2 separate regions of the Homo sapiens genome follow, and region 1 is linked to region 2. The links are chromatin loops, found by intact Hi-C in ENCODE. Cell type or tissue: Panc1. All regions are shown on one strand. Links, peaks and the distances in the headings refer to the core of each region. The heading gives the core; the rest is flanking DNA. Region 1 overlaps TGFB1I1 (transforming growth factor beta 1 induced transcript 1). Region 2 holds the start of AHSP (alpha hemoglobin stabilizing protein).

The links. Hi-C counts contacts between places; a loop is a spot of excess contacts. Peaks named below come from ENCODE experiments on the same cell type or tissue, not always from the same donor. Only the 100,000 strongest peaks of a DNase experiment are listed, where the experiment ranks them.
Region 1: it touches region 2 in a loop (8-fold over the local background); 3 of 110 quality-filtered maps call a loop at or near these places.

The regions. Positions count from the first base shown.
Region 1 is chr16:31,473,517-31,482,661 of GRCh38, forward strand. TGFB1I1 (transforming growth factor beta 1 induced transcript 1) reads left to right here. Exons shown (of 11, transcript NM_001042454.3): 2 at 1-40; 3 at 166-218; 4 at 319-461; 5 at 636-723; 6 at 834-939; 7 at 1,047-1,241; 8 at 2,496-2,669; 9 at 2,965-3,046; 10 at 3,346-3,494; 11 at 3,794-4,442. The coding sequence ends at 4,060. Among named protein-coding and RNA genes, the nearest start is that of SLC5A2, 5.0 kb to the right of the region's middle. RefSeq lists enhancers at 2,030-2,762, 2,763-3,494, 3,495-4,227 and a silencer at 3,521-3,610. In Panc1, for the core only: no CTCF peak of the experiment used is centred there; no DNase peak of the experiment used is centred there; H3K4me3 peaks cover 1,573 bases; H3K27ac peaks cover 367 bases.
Region 2 is chr16:31,523,037-31,532,181 of GRCh38, forward strand. AHSP (alpha hemoglobin stabilizing protein) reads left to right here and starts at 4,864. Exons shown (of 3, transcript NM_016633.4): 1 at 4,864-4,926; 2 at 5,100-5,178; 3 at 5,422-5,767. The coding sequence starts at 5,104. The coding sequence ends at 5,655. In Panc1, for the core only: no CTCF peak of the experiment used is centred there; no DNase peak of the experiment used is centred there; H3K4me3 peaks cover 1,305 bases; H3K27me3 peaks cover 638 bases.

The DNA.
Region 1 (9,145 bases), core at 893-8,892, 49 kb before region 2:
GCCTCTCACCCCTCCCCCATCCTATGGCCACCAGCCACAGGTGAGATCGGATGTTGGGGACTGGGGCAGCCACTAGGGCCAGGCTCGGCCTGGTCTATGGGGATCTCAGCCTCAGTGGGGCAGAGTGCAGGCCTGTCATCCCACCTGTGCGTCTCCGCTCTGTAGACAGGGTCTGGGGAGTCTTCAGGAGCCTCGGGGGACAAGGACCACCTGTACAGGTGAGGGGCCTGGAAACCAGGGCATGGGGGCCAACTGAGTCTCAGGTGAGGAGGCTTGGATTCCCCACCCCTGAACCCAGGCTCCCACTCTGCTTCCCAGCACGGTATGCAAGCCTCGGTCCCCAAAGCCTGCAGCCCCGGCGGCCCCTCCATTCTCCTCTTCCAGCGGTGTCTTGGGTACCGGGCTCTGTGAGCTAGATCGGTTGCTTCAGGAACTTAATGCCACTCAGTTCAACATCACAGGTACCAGGGTGACTGAGAGAGGCCTTGATGCGATAGGGGCAGGGGAGGGAAGGGTGGGGCAGAGACTAAGAGGAATACACTTCCCAGAGTAGCAGTTAAAGGGACCTAAAGCCTCAAGTGTGAGGGTGCGTTGAGCATGGCCCTATATGTAGCGTCCTCCTCTCCTCTCTCCAGATGAAATCATGTCTCAGTTCCCATCTAGCAAGGTGGCTTCAGGAGAGCAGAAGGAGGACCAGTCTGAAGATAAGAAAAGACCCAGCCTGTGAGTTTGGCGTCGTTGTCAGGGCTGAGAGATGAGTCCTGGATATCTGAGTCACTAGAGGGAGCGTTGCTCTGGGAGGCTCTGAGATGACACAAGCATGTTCTTCACAGCCCTTCCAGCCCGTCTCCTGGCCTCCCAAAGGCTTCTGCCACCTCAGCCACTCTGGAGCTGGATAGACTGATGGCCTCACTCTCTGACTTCCGCGTTCAAAACCATGTGAGTTGGGCAGTGGGCCAGTGTCCATTTGTGGCTCCCCAACCCCTTCTAGACAATTCCACATCTGCTGCTTTGCTGACTCAATTCTCATGTCCTCCCCGCTGCAGCTTCCAGCCTCTGGGCCAACTCAGCCACCGGTGGTGAGCTCCACAAATGAGGGCTCCCCATCCCCACCAGAGCCGACTGGCAAGGGCAGCCTAGACACCATGCTGGGGCTGCTGCAGTCCGACCTCAGCCGCCGGGGTGTTCCCACCCAGGCCAAAGGCCTCTGTGGCTCCTGCAATAAACCTATTGCTGGGCAAGTAAGTGGAGCCTTGTGAGAAGGGAGGCAGAGACCTGTCACAGACCCATCTTTAGTGAGAGCTGGGCTTTATGCTGTTCCCTTTTAGTAAGTTAATCTGGGAAGTGGGTATCATTATTACTTATGTTTTATGGATGAGGAAACTGAAGCTCTGAACCACACAGCAGGTTAGTGGTAGGGTGAAAATTCCAACCATGTTACCATTTATTGTGGTCCTACTGTGTGCCAGGCACTGTGCCAGCTCCTTTACAAACCCTCATCTCATCTGATCTTCACAAAACACTCTGTGGCTCCACCCAATATCTCTCAGGCATCTACAAAGGCTCTCTCTTCCTCCGTCAGAGTCTGGACTGGGTTCACTGGTCCTTGTTTTATTGACTGAGCAGATGTGATTGACAACAGCTGTGCCTAGGGGTTAACCTAGTGCCCCCTGCTAGATCAAGTACCTGACTCCCAGCCCAGAATTGCCCATCTCAGCAAAGGAGGGTGGCATTGTGACTTTTGTGGATCATAGGCACTTTCATCTTCATGAGTCCCTTCGTCCATTAAAATAAATAGATTTTTATGTCTGTGTTGGTGTAAAGATGGGTATGTTATTATTGTGTATTACAGCATTTTCTTCTAGTTCATTTTTTTATTCTGAATTTTTAAAAACGGATTTTTCACTTCCTCCCTCTTATTTATTTTGAGGCAAATTCTCACTCTTGTGACCCAAGCTGGAGTGCAGTGGTGCGATTGTGGCTCACTGCAGCCTCGACCTTCTGGGCTCAAGTGATCCTCCCAGCTCAGCCTCCCGAGTAGCTGGGACTAAAGGCGCCCGCCACCTCGCCCAGCTAATTTTATTTATTTATTGTAGAGATGGGGCTTCGCCATGTTGCCCAGGCTGGTCTCAAACTCCTGGACTCAAGTAATCCTCCCACCTCAGCCTCCCAAATGCTAGGATTAGAGGCACGAGCCACCCAGCCTGATCGTATTTTGATTTTAAAAAAATTAAAACGTTTTTATGGGCCCCTAAATGTATTGTGGGCTCCAGGCGCTGTGCCTGCTGTGCCTCATGTATAGGTCAATCCTGGAGCGCAGCTGGAAGACGGAACACGGGAGCTAGATCTCCATCGCTTACAGGCTGCGTGATCTCGAACACTGGATTCTTTATTCTGATCGCTCAGAGAGGACTCGAAAAACGCCGCGTAAATCTTGCCTCACTGGGCATGTGGTTGTCAGAGCCGCTCTGACCCGCCTCACCTCCCACTCGCAGGTGGTGACGGCTCTGGGCCGCGCCTGGCACCCCGAGCACTTCGTTTGCGGAGGCTGTTCCACCGCCCTGGGAGGCAGCAGCTTCTTCGAGAAGGATGGAGCCCCCTTCTGCCCCGAGTGCTACTTTGAGCGCTTCTCGCCAAGATGTGGCTTCTGCAACCAGCCCATCCGACACGTGAGCCCCGCCCGGCCGCACCGAGCCCGCCCTATCTCACCAGGAGAGCTGTGGGACGGGCCTCCACCGCATGGGTCCCGCCCCACCCGCGATACCCCACTCCACCCCTACCCCTTCCCCTTGGCAATGTCCACGGCCCCTTGGACTCCACTCTTCCTTTCTGACCCCCACGTTCCTAGTTAGATCTTCTCCCCCTCCCCCCACGCATGCCTTAGTCCAGTCACCCGGGTTCCGCGCGGGAGAGGAAGGCGCGAAGGCACGGAGGCCGCGCTGAGTGCCCTCTCCCTCCCTGCAGAAGATGGTGACCGCCTTGGGCACTCACTGGCACCCAGAGCATTTCTGCTGCGTCAGTTGCGGGGAGCCCTTCGGAGATGAGGGTGAGAGTGAACTCGACTCCCATCTTAAAAGCTGCGGGTCCCCTCGACGTCTCGCCCCAGCCCCTCCGACCTCCGGAGTCCTCAGGGCCATGGTTTTCCTTCTGCTCTCTTCTGGCCCTGCCCTCTCCTACACAGACTCCGGACCCGAGCCCTCCCCGCTCTGTCCCGCCATAGACCCGGCTCCTCCTTCCCCAAGGCTCCCTCGGACTGCCCCTCCTTCGGCCCCAGATCTCAGGTCTTGTGGGTCCCCCGTCCCGCCCGCACCCTTTGCTTTCAGCCCACTCGGTTCCCTCTCCTAGGTTTCCACGAGCGCGAGGGCCGCCCCTACTGCCGCCGGGACTTCCTGCAGCTGTTCGCCCCGCGCTGCCAGGGCTGCCAGGGCCCCATCCTGGATAACTACATCTCGGCGCTCAGCGCGCTCTGGCACCCGGACTGTTTCGTCTGCAGGGTGCGAGCTGCGGGGCGGGGCGTTGGAGGGGCGGGTCAAGGGTACAGGGCTGTGGGGCGGGGCCTTGGAGGGGCGGGTCAAGGGTGCAGGGCAGGGGGCGGGCCCTCGGGGGGGCGGGTCACGGGAGGTGCTGCTAGGAACCTCGGGTGGGGCGAGTTTTCCGGGCAGGGTCCCACCGGACGGGATTCTTCGCGTCTAGGGCGGGCTGCGGGGTCCCAGGGCGTTATCCGCTAGTAACGCGCGTTGTCTGGCAGTGGCCGCTGACCTGTCTGTCCTCTTTCGCGGCTTCCCTTCCCCAGGAATGCTTCGCGCCCTTCTCGGGAGGCAGCTTTTTCGAGCACGAGGGCCGCCCGTTGTGCGAGAACCACTTCCACGCACGACGCGGCTCGCTGTGCGCCACGTGTGGCCTCCCTGTGACCGGCCGCTGCGTGTCGGCCCTGGGTCGCCGCTTCCACCCGGACCACTTCACATGCACCTTCTGCCTGCGCCCGCTCACCAAGGGGTCCTTCCAGGAGCGCGCCGGCAAGCCCTACTGCCAGCCCTGCTTCCTGAAGCTCTTCGGCTGACAGCCCGCTCGGCTCGCCCTCTCCCCCGGAGGCCGCGCCCTCCCGGAAAAGCCGGGTCCTCCAGACCCCGAGGCCTTGCTCTCAGAGCGGGAGGCCCCACCCACTGGAGAGCCCCGCCCCTAAGGTACTATGAGTCCTCAGGGGTCAAGTTCAGAAACGGCCCAGCCAGACCTAAACCCACACGCCCACAAAGTGGATTGCACACAGACAAGAACTCCCGTGCGGGCCTCCACTCTATTCCCACCCTTGAGGGAGCCCCCTTACTGGGGGAGGGTCCTTGCAATTCCAGCGAATCGGAGGCCAGGCCAGGACGTCCTTGCTCCCTGCACCCTCACTGTTCTGTGCACTTTTTCTACCTACATAAACACACGCATTCCACCTCTCCCTGGTGCTGTCTCTGAATGCGCGCAGGAGCTTGGCCCTGACTCCCCACCCCCGCGCTGGCTCTGTCCCCGGCCGTCTCTAGGTCACTGCCCTGTGGCCGCAGCGGGACCTGCAGCCTCAGCCCTTGCAGGTAGCCACTCCTGCACTTCCTACTTCAAGTATCAGATGAGCCTGAGGCTGGAAAGTGTGGCGACTCGCGCAGGACTGTACAGATAGTGGCAGAGCCAGGACAAGAGCTCCAACTGGGGCCCCACCGAATATTCCCGCCCTCATTACTCTTTCTTCAGTTCTATATTTTGTTTTGTTTTGTTTTGTCCTAAGAGATGAGGTCTCACTTTGTCGCCCAGGCTGGAGTACAGTGGTGCCATAGCTCACTGCAACCTCGAACTCCTGGTCTTGAGCGATCCTCCCGCCTTGGCCTCCCAAAGTACTGGGATTGCAGGTGTGAGCCACTGTGCCCGCCCTTCCCTTTATTCTTGAAATAAGCGCTTACAGTGGTTCATGCCTGTAATCCTGGCACTGTGGGAGGCCAGGGCGGGTGAATCACTTGAGGCCAGGAGTTTGAGACCAGCCTGGCCAACATGGGGAAACCCCGTCTCTACTACAAATACAAAAATTAGCTGGGTATGGTGGCACACGCTTGTAATCCCAGCTTCTCTGGAGGCTGAGGCAGGAGAATCAATTGAACTTGGGAGGCAGAGGTTGCAGTGAGCCGAGATCACGCCACTGCACTCCAGCCTGGGCAACAGAGCGAGACTCCGTCTCAAAAAAAAAAAAAAAAAAAAAAAAAAGAAAGAAAAGAAAGGAAGAAAGAAAGAGAAAGGAAGAAGGAAGGAAGGAAGGAGAGAGAAAGAACTTAATCTGCTCCCCTCCTGCACTGCCTTTGGTTCCCAGATTTTTTCTCCTATTAAAGGGCCTTGAGGGATGGAGCTCTATTCAGAGTGCCAGCTGTGCTCACCTTTTGGTTCTGGGCACTAAGGTACAGCTTCCCTCTTACTATTGACCCACAACATCTTGGATCACCTGAATGTTTCATGTAGTTACGGCCTCAGCTTAACCCTTTCTCACTCCCACCCCCAGGTGTCCCAGTCAAGGCAGAACAATCAGCGCACTCAGAGCCATTACTTACTGTCCCTGCTGGCCTGTCTGCCACCACCTGAGGCTTCTCCCGGCCTAGCCCTGTGCTGGGTGGTGCTGGGTCCAGAGATGAGTCAGGCTCACTGCCCTGGAGAGCCCCAGGCTGAGGAGGCAGATACCTGGACAGAGGATGACACTTGGTGTGGCCAGGTTGTGACTGAGGGAAGCACTGGGGGCTGTAGAAGCCAGAAGGTGGCTTCTTAACCCAGACTGGGAGTCAAGGGATGCATCCTGGAGTAACTGACACCCAAGACCTGAGCCAAGTCCTAGCAGAGAAGGATGGGGCCAGGGGTTTTCAGGTGTGGAAGATGGAGCCAAGGGTTTCAGGTGTGAAGAAGTTCAGGTTCCATCTGAGTCCCTAAGTCCCAGGGTGGTCCCCTGGGTCTAGACTCTAGGGACCTCTGGTGCTGGAAATGATAGGTCCTCAGAGCCCTTTCCAGCTCATCAGGAAGAGCTAGAAGCCGCAGGGAGCATGTATGGGCACAAGGAAAAGGTGAGGCGTCCATGGCCCCAGCCTCTCCCAGGCCCCCAGATCTCTTCCTCTCTAAGGCTCCTCTCCCATGGTCTTCCCAGGTCTCCTGCTCTTCCCCTTCCACATATTCTCCCCAAAGAATGTACCCCCAACCCCAGCCTGTAATCACCTCCCTATCTTGAGGATGCCCAAATTGGCATTCATTCATTCACCAAATATTTATTGAGCACTCCTGTGCCAGGCTCTGGGGAGACAATGGGGAACCAAGCAGCTATGACCCTTGCTTTCAGGGAGCTGAAGTCTAGTAGCGGAGACAGATGACAGCCAAGTACAAAGGTGACATGCGTGATGAAGGAGCGGTACCTTCCCGACCGCCTAGCTAAAGCCAATGCTTCCCTGGTTTCCGTGCCACGGCCCCTCCCTAGTTCCTTCCTAGCATGCAGTGCTCTTGCAAGTAGGAGTTTTTGTTTTTGTTTTTTTGAGACAGAGTTTCGCTCTGTTGCCCAGGCTGGGGTGCAGTGGTGCCATCTGGGCTCACTGCAACTTCTGCCTCCTGAGGTTGAACCTCTGGGTTCAAGCGATTCTCTTGCCTCAGCCTCCTGAGTAGCTGGGATTACAGGCTTGTGCCACCACTCCTGGCTACTTTTTTTCTGAGATGGAGTTTCGCTCTTGTTGCCCAGGCTGGAGTGCAATGGCGTGATCTCAGCTCACTGCAACCTCTGCCTCCCGGGTTCAAGAGATTCTCCTGCTTCAGCCTCCCGAGTATCTGGGATTAGAGGCATGCACCACCACACCCGGCTAATTTTGTATTTTTAGTAGAGACGGGGTTTCTCCATGTTGGTCGGGCTGATCTCGAACTCCTGACCTCAGGTGATTCACCCGCCTTGGCCTCCCAAAGTGCTGGGATTACAGGCGTGAGCCACTGCACCCAGCCCTAATTTTTATATCTTTAGTAAAGACGGGGTTTCACTTTGTTGGCCAGGCTGGTCTCGAACTCCTGACCTCAGGTGATTCCCCTGCCTCAGCCTCCAAAAATGCTGGGATTACAGGCATGAGCCACCACACCTGGACCTTATTGTTTCTGGCTTCTGTCTGATTCTGCAACCGGAACAGAAGCTCCCGAGAGCAGGCAGTGCATTTGTTTTGCTGACCATTTTCTCCCTGGTGTCTAGAACAGGTCCAGTACATAGCCAGTCTCCATACGTGTTTGTTAATGAAGGAAGGAACCAGGAAGGAAGGAAAGAGAGAGAGTACAATGGATGAAATAGAGAACTAAGTTAGGGGAGGTGGGGAAGAGATTACTTTCACCAGGTAGTAAAATGTAAGGTCTCAGCTGAGAGCCGAACATGGAGAAGGAGCCAGCTGTGCAAGGCGCCAAGGAGAGCATTCCCGGCAGACAGGAAGCAGGTGCAAAGGCCAGGGAGGAGGAGAGAGTCTGATGCCTTGGAAGAAAGAAGGCCACTGTGGCTGGACTGGAGCCAGCAATGGGGAGGCCAAAGAGGAAGGAGATGTCACATCATGAAGGCCTTTGACGGCCGTGGTGAAGGGACCTTATCTGAAATGTCTGTAACACACACGTGTCCTCTGACACTTGGCACTGGATTTCTCTCAGGCACTTTAAACTCATCACCCTCTGAAGCAGACACTGTGGGTGCCCCACCCATATACCTGCATGGCCCACCTTGGAAGTCATATACTGTGACAGTTTCCAGATACCCTGACTTGCAGCTCCTTCTGGAGTTTCTTGTCTGAGGCTGTTCTTGGGAGGAGGGAGTGTGCTCCGTGTTCTCAGCAGGCCTGAAGTGTGTGGACATTTCTGCAGCTTTTAGCCAGTGACAGACACAAATCAGGGAATAGATACCCCAACCACCTGGCCCCTCAAGGAACATTGCTATGGGGTGTTCTTCACAGTGTCTCAGAGTGTCCTTTTTGGGATGAGGCTCCAACTGCTCTTTGTGGTAACCTGACAAATGACACACCCTTACGCCAGGCGTGGTGGCTCACACCTGTAATCCCAGCACTTCGGGAGGCTGAGGCAGTTTGGCTCAGGATTTTGAGACCAGCCTGGGCAACACAGTGAAACCCCATCTGTATAAAAAATACAAAAATTAGCCAAGTGTTGTGGCGTGCCCGTAGTTCCAGCTATTTGGGAAGCTGAGGTGGGAGGATCCCTTGAGCCCAGGAGGTCGAGGCTGCAGTGAGCTGTGATCACACCACTGTACTCCAGCTTTGGTGACACAGCAAGACCCTGTCTCAAAACAAAGAAACACATGCTTTGTTGGTTTTTCTCCTTGTTTCATTTCTCTTCCCTACACCATCACAGTCCATACTGGAATCACCTCCTCAGGAAAGTCGTTGCACACAAATTCTCATCTCAGGGTCTCCTTTTAGAGGAATACAAGCTAAGGAACTCCTTCATCCAAACTCTGTCATATTACACTCAAAGCATTTTTCTCTGTTCCCCATCTCCGGGATGACCATCGCTGCCATAATCAGGCAGGACTTTCCTTCGACTGTCTCCTGACATCCAAGTCTGGTCAATTCTTCTAGAAAGGTAGACATACAGATATTAACCAGCCTCTCCCTTCTTGAATCCAGTCCTGTGCTGAGAAATGAGACTCCAGGGATGAATCAGATCAGTCCTGCTCTTTTTAATTTTTATTTATTTATTTTTTAAGAGATGAGGTCTCACTCCGCTGCCCAGGCTGGTTTCAAACTCCTGAGCTCAAGTGAGCCTCCTGCTGCAGCCTCCCAAAGTGCTAGGATTACAGGCATGAGCCCCCACACCCAGCCAGTCCTACTCTTGAGGAGACACTAGTTTGTTGGGAAGACAGACCTGGACCCAGGCAAGGGCCACACAGTGTGCTCAGAACTACATCAGAAATGTCAGAGAAGTCTTTCTTGAAGAGGCGACACAGGCTGGGTACTGAAAGCTGAGTAGGAGTTGGCCATTTGGGAGACAGGGAAGTGCTCTAAACAGAAGACACAGTTTGTGCAAGGATTTGGTGGGGATAAAATATCTGGTCAAAAAAAGCAAAAAGCAAAAATCTGGGCTGGGTAGGTTAAAGGAGTGGGAAAGGATTTCTGATTTC
Region 2 (9,145 bases), core at 337-8,336:
GTTCAAGAAGTAAAAGGCATGTTGTAAAACTCCCAGCTGCTAAGGAAAAACCTGTTTGGTTTTTAAAAAAATATATAGTGGTCAGGGCCAAATCACCACCCCATTAACATTGTGTTGGACACATTCAAAAGAGCGATGTGCGGTTTGTTTAAATGTGTTTGGATCCTGTCACAATTAAAAGCCTTTGCTATGATTTAAATGTATGAGGCAAAAATAAATGTCTACAAAACTTGTGTGGGAGTATACACAAAGATTCTTTAGAAGGATTGGATGAAAGAATTTGAAGACAGTTAAAGGAAAGAATCCCTAGCTGACATTACTTTTCCTCCTGAAACATGCAGTGGGGCTGCCCAGGCCTTTGTCTCCATTTGTTCTATTTACCTGTAGGAAAATAAGACTTGGTTCTCATCATAATTTTAGCAGTCATGACGTACATGGCCTCAAGGGAGTTCCAGAGGATGTTTTAGGCTCCAGGAGCCATTTAAGGGATGTTTCTTTCCAAAGAAAATGTTCATGTCATGAATTTTATTCCACTAACATAATCTGAACATACGGGTCTACCTTTAAATAATGGGCCAGATGACCCCTGTTTATCTAGGAGTGCAGTCTTCTGTCAGGGCAGATGTCCTTTCTACTGTGGAGAATTGCATTTTGAGACCCTATGAGTCTGAGCATATCTGTAAGGGGCTGCTGCTGTCTATTATTAGGGCGGCCTCTTTAGCTTTGGCTCTACACCATGTGGCTTGAAGATTTTCCTTGAATTTGACCTGAGCCCCTGACCCCACCCACATTGCTGGGGAGGAGGGGCCCGTTCTGGACTCTGGCACCTGTAACTCCTGACCCCCGGTCTTGCTTGCAGCGGAAAAGGAGAGGCAGAAGAGGGAGGTGCACACTCAGCCACTCTGGGCATCCTTCCTGGGTGGACTGGGCCCCCTGCAGGGCCTGCTCTCACCTACCCAGGAGCACAGCTGATCTCGGCTGGGTCTCCCTCAGCACACTCAGGATGTGTGGGGCAGGTGTCTGCGAGTCCCCGGGGGACTCAGGTTCCTGGCCAGTCTCACTGCCCCCTGCCCCAGCATTGAGACCCTCATGTGGCTGCAGATGTGGCTGATAGTGCCAATCAAGGGAGCCTCTGTCTTCCCAAACTTAAATTTCCCCTCCCATAACCTATAACTTCAGCCCCCTCCATTTTCTGAGCTAAGCTCCAATTAGTGAAAACAAAGTCAAGTGGGAGTCAGGGGACAGGAAAGTGGCCCAGGGGTGGGGCAGAAGAGGGGGAAGGGACAAGTCTCTCTCGAATGGATCCAGAGTGAGCTCCTCCCTCTTGCGAGTAGCCATGCTGCCAAGACGCTGACCTTCAGATGCGCAAGGCTCATGTCTCCTCCCCAGCCCTGGGACCCTCTGGAGGCTGCAGGTCCTGATTGCTGTGCCAGTCACAGCAGGAACAGGCCCCAAAAACGTCACATCTCCAGGAAATAAGACCAAGGTTCCACCTAACCAGTTCAGCTCTCACCTCCCTCCCAAAATGTTCACAGGGGAAACCATGGGCCAAACTATGTAACATGAAATCTACAACCTTTTTGCCCTGACTCCAACCTGGTACTGCCACGAGCAAGTCAGGGTTTTGCGTTGACTGAGTGGGATTTGGGTCATCAATTCCAATCAGATTTCTGGAGAAGGCTCTTCTTTCCCTGATGATTGAGGTCTTCATTGCAGTCCTCTCGGTGGAAGGAGAGGCCTTCCTGGAAGTCCAAACAGTTCTCTTTTCCTCCCTCTGGCTAATTTCTTGTTCAGCTGAAGCAGAGCCTGCCTCGATGAGGGAGTTCCTATTAGGTTTCTTAATTTTTAAGAGACATCACCAGAAGTGAATTCCTCTGTAAATCAGCAGTGCTTTATTTTTCTGTTGCAGAATGAGTTTGTGATCCTGGTTTTCTACAATTCTTTAGCAAATGTGTTTTTGTAATCTCACGTTCAACCCTTCCTTTATTGATGTATCTAGCATGCTGAAAGGGAATCAGTTTCCCCTGCTATTCTCAAGACACTGGTTGAGGGAGGAGACTTCAATTCTTCACTACATCTCACTAATTTTACTCTGCAATTCATTATAGTCCAGGTAGTTAGATTAGTTCCAACTGTGCCAGGAAATTTTGAGGAATGAACAAAATTAGATTTTTTTTTCCTTTTTTTTTTAAAAGATGGGGTCTCACTATGTTGCCCAGGCTGGTCTTGAACCCTTGGGCTCAGACGATCCTGCCGTCTCTGCCTCTTACAGGCATGAGCCACTGTGCGTGGCTTCAATGTTAGATGTGTTCTTGGCAGCATGGTCTTCTAAGCCATCTGAGGCAGCACCATCTCTTTTGAGTTTCCTGGCATGTACCAGAGACCTTCCTGAAACTTTTCCTTAATGAGCTTTGGAAGGGCATTGGGATCTTGATCTTTCCCATCTGGTAATGAATTATTTTTAAAGAAATATTTAAGAAAAATTATTTAGAAGTGAAAGGATGTAGGAGACAGTCGGCCTGGTGTGATGTGAGAAAGACTGGACCTGGTGGTCATTGCTGGCTTTCAAGCTGGAAAGGGACCAGGAGTGAAAGAATGTGGGTTCTTCTATAGACTAGAAGAGGAAAGAAAAAGAACTCTTTTTCAGAGATTCCAAGGGGAACACAGCCTAGAGGACAACTTAATTTTAGCCTAGTGAGTCTCATTTTAGATTTCTGACCTCTAAGTCTGTAAGATAATAAATTTATTTATTTATTTATTTATTTAGAGACAAGGTCTCACTCTGTCACCCAGGCTGGAGTGCAGTGGCGTGATCTTCGCTCACTGCGGCCTCTTCCTCCTGGGTTCAAGCGATTCTCCTGCCTCAGCCTCCCAAGTAGCTGGGATTACAGGTGCATGCCACCATGTCTGGCTAATTTTTGTATTTTTAGTAGAGAGGGGGTTTCGCCATGTTAGCCAGGATGGTCTCGAACTCCTGACCTCAAGTGATCTGCCTGCCTTGACCTCCCAAAGTGCTGGGATCACAGATGGGAGCCACCGTGCCTGGCCGGTAACACATACTTTCCACCCTATATAAATGAAAACATGTTCACATGGAAACCTGTACACAAATGTTTATAGCAACTCTATTCACACTTGCCCCAAAGTACAAACAATCCAGATGTCCTTCCGTGGCTGAATGAACAAACTACAGTGCATCCATACAATGCAATGTGTCCACTGACACTTGTGACAACTTGGATGGAGCTCAAGAACATCATGCTGACCAAAAAAAGTCAGTCTCAAAGGTTACATACTGTATGATTCCATTTATATGACATCCTGAAAAAGGCTTAACTGTAGTGATGAACAGATAAGTGGTTGCCAGAAGTTATGGGTGAGGGTAGGGGTGGCTACAAAAGGGTAACGTGAAGGAGTGGTTTTTGGGTGACAGAAACATTCTGTATCTTAACTGCGTTTGTAGTTACACAAATCTGTTATAAAATTAATAAACTAGGCCAGATGCGGTAGCTCACACCTGTAATCCCAGCACTTTGGGAGGCCAAGGTGGGTCGATCACTTGAGGTCAGGAGTTCGAGACTAGCCTGGCCAACATGGTGAAACCCCATCTCTACTAAAATACAAAAATTAGCTAGGCGTGGTGATGCACGCCTGTAATCCCAGCTACTTGGGAGGCTGAGGCAGGAGAATCGCCTGAACCTGGGAGGTAAAGTTTGCAGTGAGCTGAGATCGCATCACTGCACTCCAGCCTGGGCCACAGAGGGAGACTCCCTCTCAAAAAAAAAAAATTTAATATACTGTACACCAAAAGGAAGTCAGTTTTGCTGTATATTGATTAAAAAATGCTACAACCAAAAAGGCAAATCAACAAAGCTTTATGAGTGTATAGGCACCTATGAATGTTGGGTTTTGAATGGAAAAAAAAAGTGACAGGAAATATACAATGTTTAATGCTGGTTACTTTGGAGGGGGCAAAAATGATTCAGTTTTTCAGTGTACGTTTTTGTATTGTTTTAATTATTTCAATTAGTATATAGTGATTTTGAAATTTGAGAAACATCTACTGAAAATGGAAAATATCTGGAAAAATATTTAAAAAGAGGAAAAAGAGTATTTCTGCTTTATTGGGTACCTGTTGACAGGGTAGTAAACAAGACAAATCCATCTCCATTCTTTTTTTTCTTTTGAGATGGAGTCTCGCCCTGTCACCCAGGCTGGAGTGCTGTGGTGTGATCTTGGCTCACTGCAACCTCTGCCTCCTGGGTTCAAGCGATTTTCGTGCCTCAGCCTCCCAAGTAGCTGAGACTACAGGTGCCCGCCACCACGCCCGGCTATTTATCTCCATTCTTATGGAGCACAGCGTGGTGGAGTTCAGTCCACACGCTTACAGGTGGCTTATCTGCAAAATGTGTCTAAAAAGAAATTTTATAGGATAAATATTTTGTACATGTTTGAAACAGTGCTTGGCACAAATGAATAAATGTAATGCAAGCTGCTATTAATACATCATCTCCGAATTGGGAGAATCATTGCGATCACATCGTTGTGATTACACAAAAGCCTCTGTCATGTAATAGGGCTCAGTAAACGTCAATTTCCATAGCATTTCGAGCCTGGATACTGAAATATGGGGCAAAAAGCAGGAACATGCCCCTGGTTTGGCTCTTGCCTTCTTGCATTTCCTGGGTTTCCTCATTTATCTTTTTTTTTTTTTTTTTTGGCCTTGTTATCTTTCTACCTTCAGGGAAGCCTCTCCCTTCTTCTCCTCCCTAGAATGACCTATCACCCTCCTTCAGGACCTAGATGCAGGGCGTTTCTATCTTAGGCTGACACTTGACTCCTTGCCTACATCTATAGCTTGGCACAGAGAGATTCACGCACCCTCAAGAGTGTGGGTGAGACATATACAGCCTGTTAGACCTGAAGGTGAGCCCAACCTGGGAAAATCGTGACCTCAGAGCAGGGCAGGATGTGAAAGGTTTTGGAAAGGAGATAGCCCTGCAGGGCAGGAGGGATTTTTAAGGGGAGGAAGTGGGTTGGGGGAAATACCCAGTGAGGAGGGAAACAGATATGTAAATTCTACCCTTTTCTCTACCCAGGCAGATGGCTCTTCTTAAGGCCAATAAGGATCTCATTTCCGCAGGATTGAAGGAGTTCAGCGTTCTGCTGAATCAGCAGGTGAGTCCAAGCTTTCCATTTCAAAGGACTGGCCTGGAGACTGGGGGGTGCCGGGGAAGTGGAGGAAGAGGATAATTGGAGCTGGTGAAGTAATGGTGGAGTTGATGGAAACAACGAGAGACACGGGATACAATGCAGAGGAAAGAGAATGTGAGAGTTGGTGCTGTGGCACTATTCTAGTATTCCCGAATCCCATTGCTGACCACATTCTCCCTTGCCAACTGCCTCTCCGCAACCCCCCAGGTCTTCAATGATCCTCTCGTCTCTGAAGAAGACATGGTGACTGTGGTGGAGGACTGGATGAACTTCTACATCAACTATTACAGGCAGCAGGTGACAGGGGAGCCCCAAGAGCGAGACAAGGCTCTGCAGGAGCTTCGGCAAGAGCTGAACACTCTGGCCAACCCTTTCCTGGCCAAGTACAGGGACTTCCTGAAGTCTCATGAGCTCCCGAGTCACCCACCGCCCTCCTCCTAGCTCAGGGACCCAGCCCCTCCTCTCTGAGAAACTCTGACCTTCATGTCCTTAGGCTGTGCTCCTGCCACTCTACCCTGACACCTCAATAAAGACCAGTGCTGGTTTTGTTGGACTTCCTGGCTTCTCTTTCATGGTCTGTCCTGACATGTGGAGGCACTCGGTCCCTTTCCTTCCGCCCTCCTTCTTAGATATGCTCTTGGAAGCTTAATTCCTTACAGCAGAGGTTAGCAGCCTTGAGTGACCACCGGGCAGCGATTCTAAACTAAAACAGGCTGAACGAGGGCCAGGAAGGCGGGACTAGAGAGAGTGCAGAGCTGCAGGGGAGGGGGTGGCAGAAACAAGAAAGGGGGATAGAAGTCCTCCAGACATTGTCCTGTGACCTGCTTGTCGAGGAGGAAACTGTTGGAAGTCTCCCAGTCTTGTTCATCCTGCGCCAGGTCCACCGCCTCGACTTTTCAATCCCCTGTCCTTAGCCCCAGCTCAAACTACATTCTAGGATCTTCGGACTCTGACTACCGCAAAATACCTCCCCGGAGCCCCAGGCATCGCAGGAATTTAGAGTTGGAAGGGATCCTGGGAACCCTTTAGCGCGCCCCTTATATTTCAGGAGGGGAAGCCACTTCCCTTTGGCTCCAACATCCCTGGGCGCAGATGCCAGGATTGGGAAGCAGAGGAATCCGCCTTCCCCCCACCCCAAGCTTCTCAGATCAATTCCCGGTCTAGCTCCCTTTCTCCCAGACCTCCAGACTCGAAGCCTCTATTTTAGGGCTCTGGGCGGAACCAGGGACGGGCCAGACTCAAGAGCTTTTTAAAAACGAAATGAAGGTGTTAGACCCGCGGCGCAGTCTCCAGGAAAAGCCTCCACGCGCAGAGGGGAGGGCCCTCCGGGGGAGGGTGCGCGGGGCGGGGGCGCGCGGGGGGAGGGGGTTCCCGGGGTGCTGAGCGGGGGCGGGGGTGCGCGGGGCGGGGGCGCGGCTAGGAGGCGCCGCACAGCAATCAGACGCGGCTCAGGGTGCGCGCGGGGAGCTGGAGGGCGCAGTTCTGGACCTTTTCGGTGTTCTCTCTAACGCGGGAAAAGTTTGGGGCCCAGAGGGATTGCTCCTCGTTCCAACCTCCAGCAAGCTTTCCTCTGGGACTTGTGAACCGACTGTTGTTTTGTAGGTCTCTGCAGCCTGGATCAGGGTGGAAAGGGAACCCGCTCAGTGTCCCCAGCGGTGCTTCCAACCCTGGGGTGTGGTCGGCCCTAGATCCAGCTTGGGAGAGTGGCGCCTCCCAGGGAAGCAGGCGGCGAGCTCCTCTGGGTTGGGGTCGGTGGTCCAGGCAGAGTCTGGGGCCTTCTCCACGGCACCTCTCAGGAAATCTCAGTCTGTGAGTGAGGACCAGAGCCCGCTCAGGCGGGACAGTAGTCGGCAGCCTCACCTTTGCAAGAGAGACCTGGCCTGGTGTGTGTGGGTGGAGGAAAGTGAGTGGGGGACGCTAGGAGAGCGCACAGCACAACGCTCCGGTGCCTTATGCAGAATGGCGAAATGTTTGCATGTAACCCACGCACATCTCTTCGTGGACTTCACATCATGGCTAGATTACTTACAATACCGACTACAACGTCAATGCTGTGCAAATAGTTGTTACACTGTATTATTTAGGGAGTAACGACAAGAAAAAAAGCCTGTACATGTTCAGTACAGAGGCAACCATCCATTTTTCTCCCCAAATATTTTCCATCCTTGGTTGGTTGAATCCACAGATGCGGAACCCACAGATACGGAGGGACCACTGTATTTGTCTTTCAGCTTAGCTGAAAAGAATGTTAGAAGCCGCTTTGGCTCAATTCATGAAGAGGAATTTTCCATACCTTTATAACTATCCAGCTATGGGAGCTGCTGAGCTAAGCACTTCTCAGGTGCTCAAAGGAAAATGACCAATTACAGGTGTAAGGTAGAAAAGATTCTCACTGGGAAGTTCAACATTGAAACTCCATTCCGACCATTCCATAAGCTTGTGCAATTGAGAAGCTGCAAAAAATATTTTTAAGACAGAAAAATCTGTTACCTGCACTTTCTGCTCTCATATTACTATCAACGAAGTGACTGGTTATAAATCTACAAGAAGTAAAATTGGGGATATTTTGATTTTTCAGAGACGGTGATATGAACCTGATGGTTCATAATAATAAAAATAAAATAACTAAAGCAGAGAGTGCCCCAAATCCATTACTGTTCCTGAAGGAAAATAAATTAGAATTAGTAAGAATAACCTTCTTTTGCTTAGCAGTATCTGAATTAATACTAGAAATAAGATTGTAAATAAATGGTAAAACATTATAGCCATAACCCTGCCCTTATCCTCACCCTCATATTGAACCTGACCTAGAGCTGACCCTGAACTTGAGCCTCACCTCTAGCTTCATCTTGCCCCTGATCATAATGGACACCTTGCCCTCACAATGACCCTGACTCTCACACTGACATTGCCTCTCATTCTCATTCTTATACTGATCCTGATGCTGAATTGGACCCTAAACTTTACCTGATCCTAATTTTCACCCTGTCTCTGACCCTCAACCTGAATCCTACCCTGACCCTTACCCTGAAATTGACCTTCACTGACCCTTCCCTTAGCATGATGTTGACTCTGACCCTCACTATGACCCTGACCCTTGATCCTCAACTTGACCTAGACAGTGATCATAATTATGACTTTTTTTTTTTTTAAAGAGGCAGGGTCTTGCTCTGTCACCCAGGCTGTAGTGCAGTGGTGCCAGCATGGCTCACAGCAACTTTGACCTCCAGAGCTCAAGCGATCCTCCTACCTCAGCTTCCTGAGTAGCTGGGACCACAGGTGCATGCCACTATGCCTGGCTATTTTTTTTTGTATTTTTTGTAGAGATGGGGTCTCACTATGTTGTCCATGCTGGTCTTGAACCCCTGGCCTCAAGCAAGCCTCCCACCTTAGCCTCCCAAAGCACTGGGACTACAGGTGTGAGCCACTGCACCTGGCCTTTAACCATGACTCTTGACCCTGAAGCATACACTCTCACCTTGACTCTGACCTTGCTCTCGTTCTGACACCACCCCCTCCTTCACACCTGAGCCTTACCCTGGTGCTCACTCTCACCTTGCATCTGACTGTGACACTCACCAGACCCTGATCCTGACTGTCACTTACACACTCTATCTCGTTCTCACCCTGACCCTGATTCTGTACTTGACCCGGACCCTCACTTTTGCCTTCAGTTTTAGCATCACCCTTAATCCCAACCGAACATTGAAGCTAACCCTACAGTGGCACTCAACTTGACCCTCCCCTGGCCTGGAAATCTTAATGTCACCATAACCCTCATCATGACCATAAATCTGACCCTTACCTGACCCTGACTCTGCTGCTTACTTTCCACTGACCCTGACTTGACCCTTATGGTCTCCTTGATCCTGACCTCACCCTGACTCTATAAGGACCCTTATCCATACCTTCACCATGTCCTTGAACCTGC